Regions from separate parts of the Homo sapiens genome. Here region 1 is linked to region 2. The links are chromatin loops, found by intact Hi-C in ENCODE. Cell type or tissue: heart right ventricle. All regions are shown on one strand. Each heading gives the region's core, and the rest is flanking DNA. Links, peaks and the distances in the headings are about the cores only. Region 1 has its middle 18 kb from the start of CC2D2A. Region 2 overlaps C1QTNF7-AS1 (C1QTNF7 antisense RNA 1).

The links. Hi-C counts contacts between places; a loop is a spot of excess contacts. Peaks named below come from ENCODE experiments on the same cell type or tissue, not always from the same donor. Only the 100,000 strongest peaks of a DNase experiment are listed, where the experiment ranks them.
Region 1: it touches region 2 in a loop (13-fold over the local background); 3 of 110 quality-filtered maps call a loop at or near these places.

What each region holds. Positions count from the first base shown.
Region 1 is chr4:15,449,761-15,454,155 of GRCh38, reverse strand. No RefSeq gene overlaps it. Among named protein-coding and RNA genes, the nearest start is that of CC2D2A, 18 kb to the left of the region's middle. In heart right ventricle, for the core only: no CTCF peak of the experiment used is centred there; no DNase peak of the experiment used is centred there; H3K27ac peaks cover 1,469 bases.
Region 2 is chr4:15,247,473-15,251,867 of GRCh38, reverse strand. All of the region lies in intron 2 of C1QTNF7-AS1 (C1QTNF7 antisense RNA 1), which reads left to right. Among named protein-coding and RNA genes, the nearest start is that of C1QTNF7-AS1, 180 kb to the left of the region's middle. In heart right ventricle, for the core only: no CTCF peak of the experiment used is centred there; a DNase peak (open chromatin) is centred at 1,744; H3K27ac peaks cover 1,881 bases.

The sequences.
Region 1 (4,395 bases), core at 142-4,141, 200 kb before region 2:
TGTAGAAAATCCTTGCAACTCTCTTTGTTGTTCTGGAGTAATAATAATAGTAAGACCTGAGTGTTTTCTGTTTCAGTAACAATGGGGATGCTCAGTGGTGCCAAATTTATCTGAAACTGTGGTTGGAATAGATCACTGAGACTTTGTTTTTTCTTGTTTATTTCCACCAAGGCAGCATCTCACAATCTTGTAAAAGATAGTACTTTTGTAATGAAAGAGCATCTATGCAACCCCTTAGAGTTTATGATTTTTCTCCTTTTAGTGCTAGCAGATCATTTTTTGGAACCCTAACTATATTGGGCAAGTCTTTACTTCGGTAAGTTCTGCCACCTCCATGATGGCACTGGAGTGAAGCCATGAATTCAGTCTTCTTCATATAGCTGCTCATAAATGCCTTTGCCATCTGACAAATGCATTGGTTCTGAATGACTTCATACTGTTGTAATCCATTGGGTTCATAGTTCTGGACTAAGAAAAACTCAATAAAATGATGTAAACTCAAGACTAATTTCCCTCCCTGTTCTAGTTAGGAAGAAACAATTTAAAAACATATAAACTAGTATTACTTGGTGGTAATCTTGCTTTAAAAAATCCTCTGGAATAGACATCCAGGTACGCCACCAGGAAACTTTAAGAATGATATCGTGTTTTACACTTCAACTCCTAAGAGTTTTATTTCTCTCTCCTTAGACATTTTCTCTGCAATTTTTGGAAACAAAATAATATGCAACTAGCCTAAGAGCATACATAAAATATTTTATGTAAAATGAGTACAATGTTTATTGTAAAAATTAAAAATAAAGGTCAAAAGAGTAGAGATTTAAAATTCCCCATTAATATTTTAATTTAGACTTTTTCTATGCATATGGGCAAACAGACTTTAAAAATGAAATGAGTACTGAAAATATTCCTCAGTCATCTACTTTGTTTAGTTAATATTTTGTGAATATCTTATGGTGCCAATACATTTCCATCCTCTTTTTTTTAAAGACAGGGTTTCCCTATGTTGCCCAGACTGGCCTCAACTCCTGAGCTCAAGCAGTCCTCCCCAGCAGCTGGAACTACAGGTGCAAGCTCTTGTGCCTGGTGGGGCATCCTCATCATTTTTTATGACTCTGTTTCATTGGATGAGTGTATCACAGCTCATTTCACCCATGTTGAGGCTATTTCTCAATTTTCCATATTGCAAGCTTTGCTGCAGGGCTCTTTCTGCAATTAAACCTTTGCACACATTATTAATTATTTTCTTGGAGTAAATTCTTAGAAATAGGAGACTTGGTGATTTTTGTATCTTAGAAAACATTTTAAAAAATCCTGGCTATAGTAAAAGAGAATTTGGATGAGGGCACAGTTTCTTGCTCTTCCTGTACACCTTCCAGGATGGAGTCTCTTTAACTTGGGATTCTCACAAGGGAAGAGATATCATACCTGAAATGAGGAGCAGCTATGGGGTCATTTCTGTAAATAAAGGTCAGTTGGAAAAAGTAGATTTGGGGGGCTGTGTAGACTCTCTCACCATGACAAGACTGTACAGATATGGTTCACAAGTGGTTCTCAATTTTGACCCCCCAGGAGACATTTGGCAATGATGGGAGATATTGTTGCTTGTGATGACTCACGTGGTTGGGTGGAGATGCTACTAGCATCTAGTGGGCAGAGGCCAGGGATGCTGCTAATGTCCTATGATGCACAGGACAGCCCTTAAAAAAAGAAGGATCTGGCTCAAAGTGCAAGATTCCTACCAAATTTAGGAAACAGTGATGCAGAGCAGAAATAAAAAGGGATCAATGAGTCTCTTGAAAACCATGGTACAGCACTGCAAATTTTATGTTTTCTTTTCTTTCAAAAGAGTCTTCAGTTACCCAATATATTTGGCATGTCTCAGGCTGATCTACAAACCACATTAGGGAACACACAAGGCCTGTGGAATGTGTGGTCCTACTTGCTCCTGGCTTCTGTTAGGATTAATCTTGACAAGAATGTGTAGTGTGTATAGAGGAATTTAGACTGCCTGGATTTTTCTAAGCATGATAGTACAACGATGATGCTAAAAGATTGCCTAGGTTCCTTTTGTGGAACTAAACCAAATGCAGAGGGTCAGCATCAATCCTTTGGGGCCAGTCTCTGTTCCTTGGGCAGAGCAAAGTAGGTTGTTATATTTGGGACTCCTTAGAGTTTGCCGAGCTGCATGTTCTGGCCGCACTGAATATTTTGATCATGAGTAAGCCAGTCATGATTGTGACAGGCTTAGCTCCCAGCTAAGGTCAGAGGAAAATGATGTTTGCTAGGATCAAAGGAAGATAATTGTGGATATTGCATTTCCTCCATAATGCAATGATCTTGCTGTGAAAACATGTCTTAAAGAAGAGGCCTTGAGAGGCAGGGGAGTGCATGTGTGTGTGCTCATGACAGGGCATGGGCATTGGAGGTGGATGGGCAGAGCTAGAATATCCCACATTTATTAAGGCTTGTCATGGGCAAATTGCTCAATTGCTCTGAGCCTCAGTACTGTTACCTCTAAAGGGGTAAGAAGAGTATTTAACTCATGATGAGCTGGAAAGCTACTAGGTTAGAATCTTGAACTCCTAAATCTCCACCAGCTGTTTGTTGCTGTTGCAAGTTTAGGAGAGGGACTTAGGAGGGACACTGTGGCAAAAACCCTCTGTTCATCAGTCCAAGGACTTCACTCCAAGATCCCATGCAATTTTTTTGTAAGTGGAGCTGGGCCACATCTGAGACTCAAGGGTTCCTTGTGCATAAATTACACAGCTCTGGAAAAATGTTCCTTCTGCTGTATGCATTCAAGGAACCAGTAAAAACAGGAAGCCAGTTTTATTGCATAAGCTGTGTGGAGTTTTAGAGAGACTAGAGAAGGAAGAGATCTGGGAGGGGAGCCCTGTGCTGGTTGATTTCCGTTGCTCCTACCCTCTCTCCTGGCTCCCATCCATCTTCTATCCCTGTCTGTTCTGAGTTTTGCCCAAGAAGTTCATCTCTGTGCACTGCATCACCAAGACTATCTGGGCACCTGGAGTCATGGGCTTTGACCAGTGAGGGGTATAAATAGGAGACTGAAAGGTAGAAGAGGGTGGTCAGGGGATTCACAGTCCTGGCTTCTTCCCTACTTCTGGCAGTGGCTGAGCTCTTCTGCAGGTGTAGTTCCTGTAGGCTGGTCCCTCTGCCAAGTCTCCAGTTCTTCACTGCACTTTGCAACCACCACTGCCTCTCCTCCTTTTCAGGATTTGGGATGGTGAAGCATTCCTGCTGTTGCTAGTCCTTGGATACTTCAGCATCCCTGCATGGTTCTTTTCACCCCACCTGCACCTTTAATACAGTTCTTTCATTTGACCTTCCATAGTGAAATCCTTTTGAAAGTGTTATGCTGCCTTCTGCCTGAACACTGATAGGCACATCCTGGAGAGAGAAGAACCCCTAGAGAACTTGGTATGTGGCCTTGAGAGTCTTTGAACTTCTCCATTCTGATGCTGAAGCGGCATCCCAGAACTTGGGAAGCTTCCATCCCAACGTCCATACAAATGCTACTTTTCTTTCTTTTCTTTTCTTTTCTTTTCTTTTCTTTTCTTTTCTTTTCTTTTCTTTTCTTTTCTTTTCTGTGTGTGGGTGTTTTTTTTTTTTTTTTTTTTTTAAGAGAGGAAGAAGGTGAGAGTGGTACTGAATTCTCTCTAGAGGTTAGAAGAATGCGCCACTGACAGGGGCTTTTCCTGAGGATAAAATAAAGTACCATGCTGAAAGGATCCAGTATGGTGCCATTTACTAGGCACACAGTAAATGGTAACTGCTGGTATCATGAGACACTGACTGGTGATCTCTCAAGGAAACAAGAAGGAAAACATGAGGTCAGCAATGTAGTTAACAACTGAGAGTAGCTTTTTAATCTCTCCTTTCAGGGCTGTCATTATGTGTTGGCTGAGGAATGAATTGGATTTACGGGCTCCTTTTTTTTTTTTTTTTAAATGCTTTTATTTTAGGTTGGGGGATACATGTAAAGGTTTGTTACATAGGTAACCTCGTGTCACGGGGGTCTGTTGTACAGATTATTTCATCACCTATGTATTAAGCCCAGTACCCAATAATTATCTTTTCTGATCCTCTCCCTCCTCTCACCTTCCACCCTCAAGTAGACCCCAGTGTCTGTTCTTCCCTTTTTTGTGTTCATGAGTTCTCATCATTTAGCTCCCACTTATAAGTGAGAATGTGTGGTATTTGGTTTTCTGTTCCATGTTAGTTTGCTGAGGATAATAGCTTCTGGCTCCATCCATGTTCCTGCAAAATACATGATCTTATTCTTTTTTATAACTGCATAGTATTCCACAGTGTATATGTACCATGGATTCTGTCATTGATGGGCATTTAGATTGATTCCATTTCTTTGCTGTT
Region 2 (4,395 bases), core at 116-4,115:
CCCAGCAGCAACCAGAGCCCATCTCTGTCTCCATGCTCTCTGATATGGTTTGGCTGTATCTACACCCAAATCTCATTTTGAATTGTAATCTCCATAATCCCCACGTGTCTAGGGAGAGACCTGGTGGGAGGGGATTGGATCACGGGGGCGATATCCTCCATGTTATTCTCATGATAGTGAGTGAGTTCTCAGGAGACCTGATGATTTTATAAGGTGCTCTTTCCACTTTGCTCCTTCCTCTCTTTCTTGCCGCCATGTGAGAAGGTTCAGGCTTTCTTCCCCTTCACCTTCTGCCATGATTGTAAGTTTCCTAAGGCTTCCCCAGCCATGAGGAACTGTGAGTCCATTAAACTTCTTTTGTTAATAGATTTCCCAGTCTCTGGGTAAGCCATCCACTAAGCCATCAGAGCCATGCCAATCTGTCAGGAGTGGCAGTTTTAGTGTCTTTTCTTTTGAAGACTTAGTTCTAGGTAATTTCCTAATTGGCCTTATTTTTCCTCACTAAGTCATTAAATAGGGAGATGCTTTGTGGTCTAGGGCACTAGATTCCCTTTATCTAAATGACAGAAGTCATCCTACAGTGGGAACTCTGTATTTCTTTACAGCAGTGTGAAAATGGACTAATACTCTATCACTGTTTGGCTTTGATGTGGGATTCTTTCTATTGTCAGTGCATTTTCATCTAAGTTTTGTAGTGACTTGCTTTCAAACTAAGCCATCTTAAATAGGGTGCAGACCTTTTCTCCCTTCCAAGCCCCTTTTCCATTCATCCTGGTATAGGCTAGAATTAGACTGTCAGAGCCGTCAGACAGGGAGAGCGTGTCATGGCAGACACAGAGAAAGGGTTTAAGTCTGTGTCCAAATTGAGTCACCAAACATCAAGCAACCTTCTCCTCCTGGCAAGACACATTTCAAACTTCTTTCTTTTAAAAGCAGACTTTTAATAAGCCCTATTAAGAAAGTAACATCTCAGCAGGGCGCTGTGGCTCACACCTGTAATCCCATCACTTTGGGAGGTCAAGGCGGGTGGATCGCAAGGTCAGGAGATCGAGGCCATCCCGGCCAACATGGTGAAACCCTGTCTCTACTAAAAATACAAAAAAAAAAAAAAAAAAAAAAAAAAAAGTAGCTGGGTGTGGTGGCGTGTGCCTGTAATGCCAGCTACTCGAGTGGCTGAGGCAGGAGAATAGCTTGAACCCGGGAGGCATTTGCAGTTTCAGTGAGCCGAGATTGCGCCACTGCACTCCAGCCTGGCGACATAGTAAGACTCCATCTCAAAAAAAAAAAAAAAAAAAAAAAAAAGTAACATCTCCATGCCATGTTGACAAATAGAAGAAGCACTGATACAGCCCAGTTCCTGGGTACCCATAGGTATGAGTGGTCAGTAGGTGTATATACTTTTAAATATATTTCCTAAGAGCCATTAAATGTAAAACCCAAATGACGGCTGCAGCCTCTTCACTCATGAGTGATGCCAAACCACATTCCACAGTCTCTCAGCACCCCTGAAGGGAACAGTGTAAACTCTAGACATCTGGCCAGATGGCTTTCTGTCTTCCATTCCAACTGCCAGTTATTTCCTTTTTTGTCCCAAGACGGCTATGCCCCTGACACACAAGGAAAACAGTTTTATCTAGAACTAGGAGGAGGGATTCCTTTGCCTATTGCTAATTAGGGGCCTATTGGGAACAAATTCAAGTTTTGGGGGGAGGAAAGAGGTTTGAGAAGAAACCACTTTTCCAGCTGTTGTGTGAGGCAGGCCAGGCCATGATATCATCGACAGCATTCTGCTTTTCTGTCTTGTTCTTCCTCTGCACTCCCTCCTCCTGTTCATCATCCCTTTCTTCAGATAATGAGTTACAGGGATAAACAATAACCTTTCAGATATTATATAAAACAAAAAAGTTCTTACTTTATTTTCTTTTAGAGATATGATAGTTCTACTGTTATTTTTTGTTTCTTATGGTCCTCTTCTTCCTCTTATCTTCCAACTTCTTCTTATTGAATATGGCTTATTGAATATGGTTTATTAAATGTCGACTCACCCAAGCTCCAAATCCAAATACAATCCCATTTTCTTGCCTCCATGATAGAAACTGTCAGAGTGAAATAATTGATTTCTCAGCCTTCCTAGTAGCTAGAAAAATAATTTGACACAATTCTGGTCAATGATAAATGAGTTGAAATTTGCTGAATCTACCCTGTCCCCTTCCCTTTTTTTCTACCTTGAATGAAGTTCTGATGTATAGGCCTGAAACCACCATCTTGTCACCATGAGGTGACAGCCATAAGGATAAGACCAAGAAAATCTCAGAAAGTCTAGTTCTAATATCATATCAGATTTAACATTTTTGTTTCTTTTGATGTATAGGCCTGAAACCACCATCTTGTCACCATGAGGTGACAGCCATAAGGATAAGACCAAGAAAATCTCAGAAAGTCTAGTTCTAATATCATATCAGATTTAACATTTTTGTTTCTTTTTTATTTACCTAGCAGTTCATTTATGCACCAAGATTCTTGTCCCCAAGGTTGTAACTTAGCAGATGGAGACAGACATTAAGCAACAGACATGATAAACAACATAATTATACAGAAAAAAATAGATGCAGTAAAAAAAAAAAAAGGTAAAACAAGGTAAAGGGCATGGGAGTGTAAAGGTAGGGGTTAGTTGCAATTGTAAAAAGCATGATCAGGATAGAATATAAGCTATACATGATAGGTACACAGGAGACAGACAGTGGGTGCTCAATAAATACTTGTTGGGTGAATGATGAATAAGTGAATCAACAGCTCAGTCAACTTATAGACTTCTTGTTAGAGAAGAAAAATAGCCTACCTGTGTAATTTACTGTTGGTTAGATTTTCCAAAATTGTAGCAAAAGTACTGCTAACTGATGCACTGAGTTGCATCCTTTTGTAAGTTTTTCAGCAAGTGTCTCGATCTGAGAGTATCTCAATGCCACTCCTACTCCTGAATAAAAGCTAGATTGGTGGAGTTTTTCTTACTCTTCAGCACTTTGGAAAAGGTTGGATCTTTTCTATTATCTGTCGTTTCTGAGGAGATGCCAGTTTCTCCATATGATGCTTGAAGGTCATTCAACTTTCCTGTCTCGTGATTCCAGGATTTTCCTTTTATCCTCAACTATGTAATTTCAATATTACATGATTAGTTGCAAGTTATTTACATTCATCCTACTTAGGAGTATGCTTTTCTGTTTAAATATGAAGATTCTTTTTTTTGAATTTTGGGAAATATCCCAATATTTCTCTCACTGTTGCTCTCCTTAATGTCTCACTTCTCAACATCCGTTACTCCCGTTAGATATCTGTTCATCCTGTCCTTCTCGCCTTTGTATCTCTTAACTTCACATTTCTATTTTCCATCTCCTTATATCTTTTTGTGCTACTGGATATAACTTTCCCATATTTATTCCACAGTTTTGAAATTTTCTTTTTAATTGTCTAGTCTATCGTCTAATGGGTTTTTAATTCACATACCATAATTCTTCAGTTCTAGATTTGTTTGGTTCATTGTCAAATCTACTTGCTTTTTTTAATTAAAAAAAGTAATGTTTTTATCTTATTCTCTTCTTTATCCATTTGGATATTTCCAACATGCTTTACTTATACTAATGTTCTTTTCAGATTACCCTATGACCATGAGTAGTTTCGATATAAATTATCCTATTTACTGAATTTAATGGCTCTTTCTTTTAACAGTTGCTATCTTTGCGTGCTTTGTAAATTTTTTAAACATGAATTCATTATTAATGGGCGTTGTCTTCCATAGGAGTCTTGCTTGTACCCTGGAGTGGAGGAATCTTTAATGGGATGTTTTGATTTGTTCCTCTTCATGGGCATACAAGAAGACACAAATACATAAATCAATTTTTATAACTAAATCTAAATGAAACACCACTCTGGTGTAAATGTATATTAGCACACTCGGAAGAATACAGTGTGTTCTTTTAAGAGTAACTGAAGCAATTGTTAGTAACAACTGCCTTGAGGAATCTGGACCAGAGCGCTGATGAGGAACTGTGCTCTATAGACTAGACATTCTGCCATCAGTGCATCTTGAGAGTGGAGTTTTTGTTATTACTGTTTATGGACAAACATTTTTTAAGAATGTTTGCAAAGCTGTCAAAGAATCTTGTGGATTTGGTAGAAGAACTACAACAAATGTGGGAACTGAGGCTTATGAAAATGTAATCATTAATCATGTCAGCATTTGGATCACTCTAATATAGAAAACTTTCAGAAACTGGGAAACCAGGGGACTCTAATGAGATTTCCAAGGTTGGCTTTTAAAAACTATTTTGTAACCCAATGAATGTGACATATTGACTAATACCCTTATTGCTATTAACAGCCTATATCTGATTAATCAAA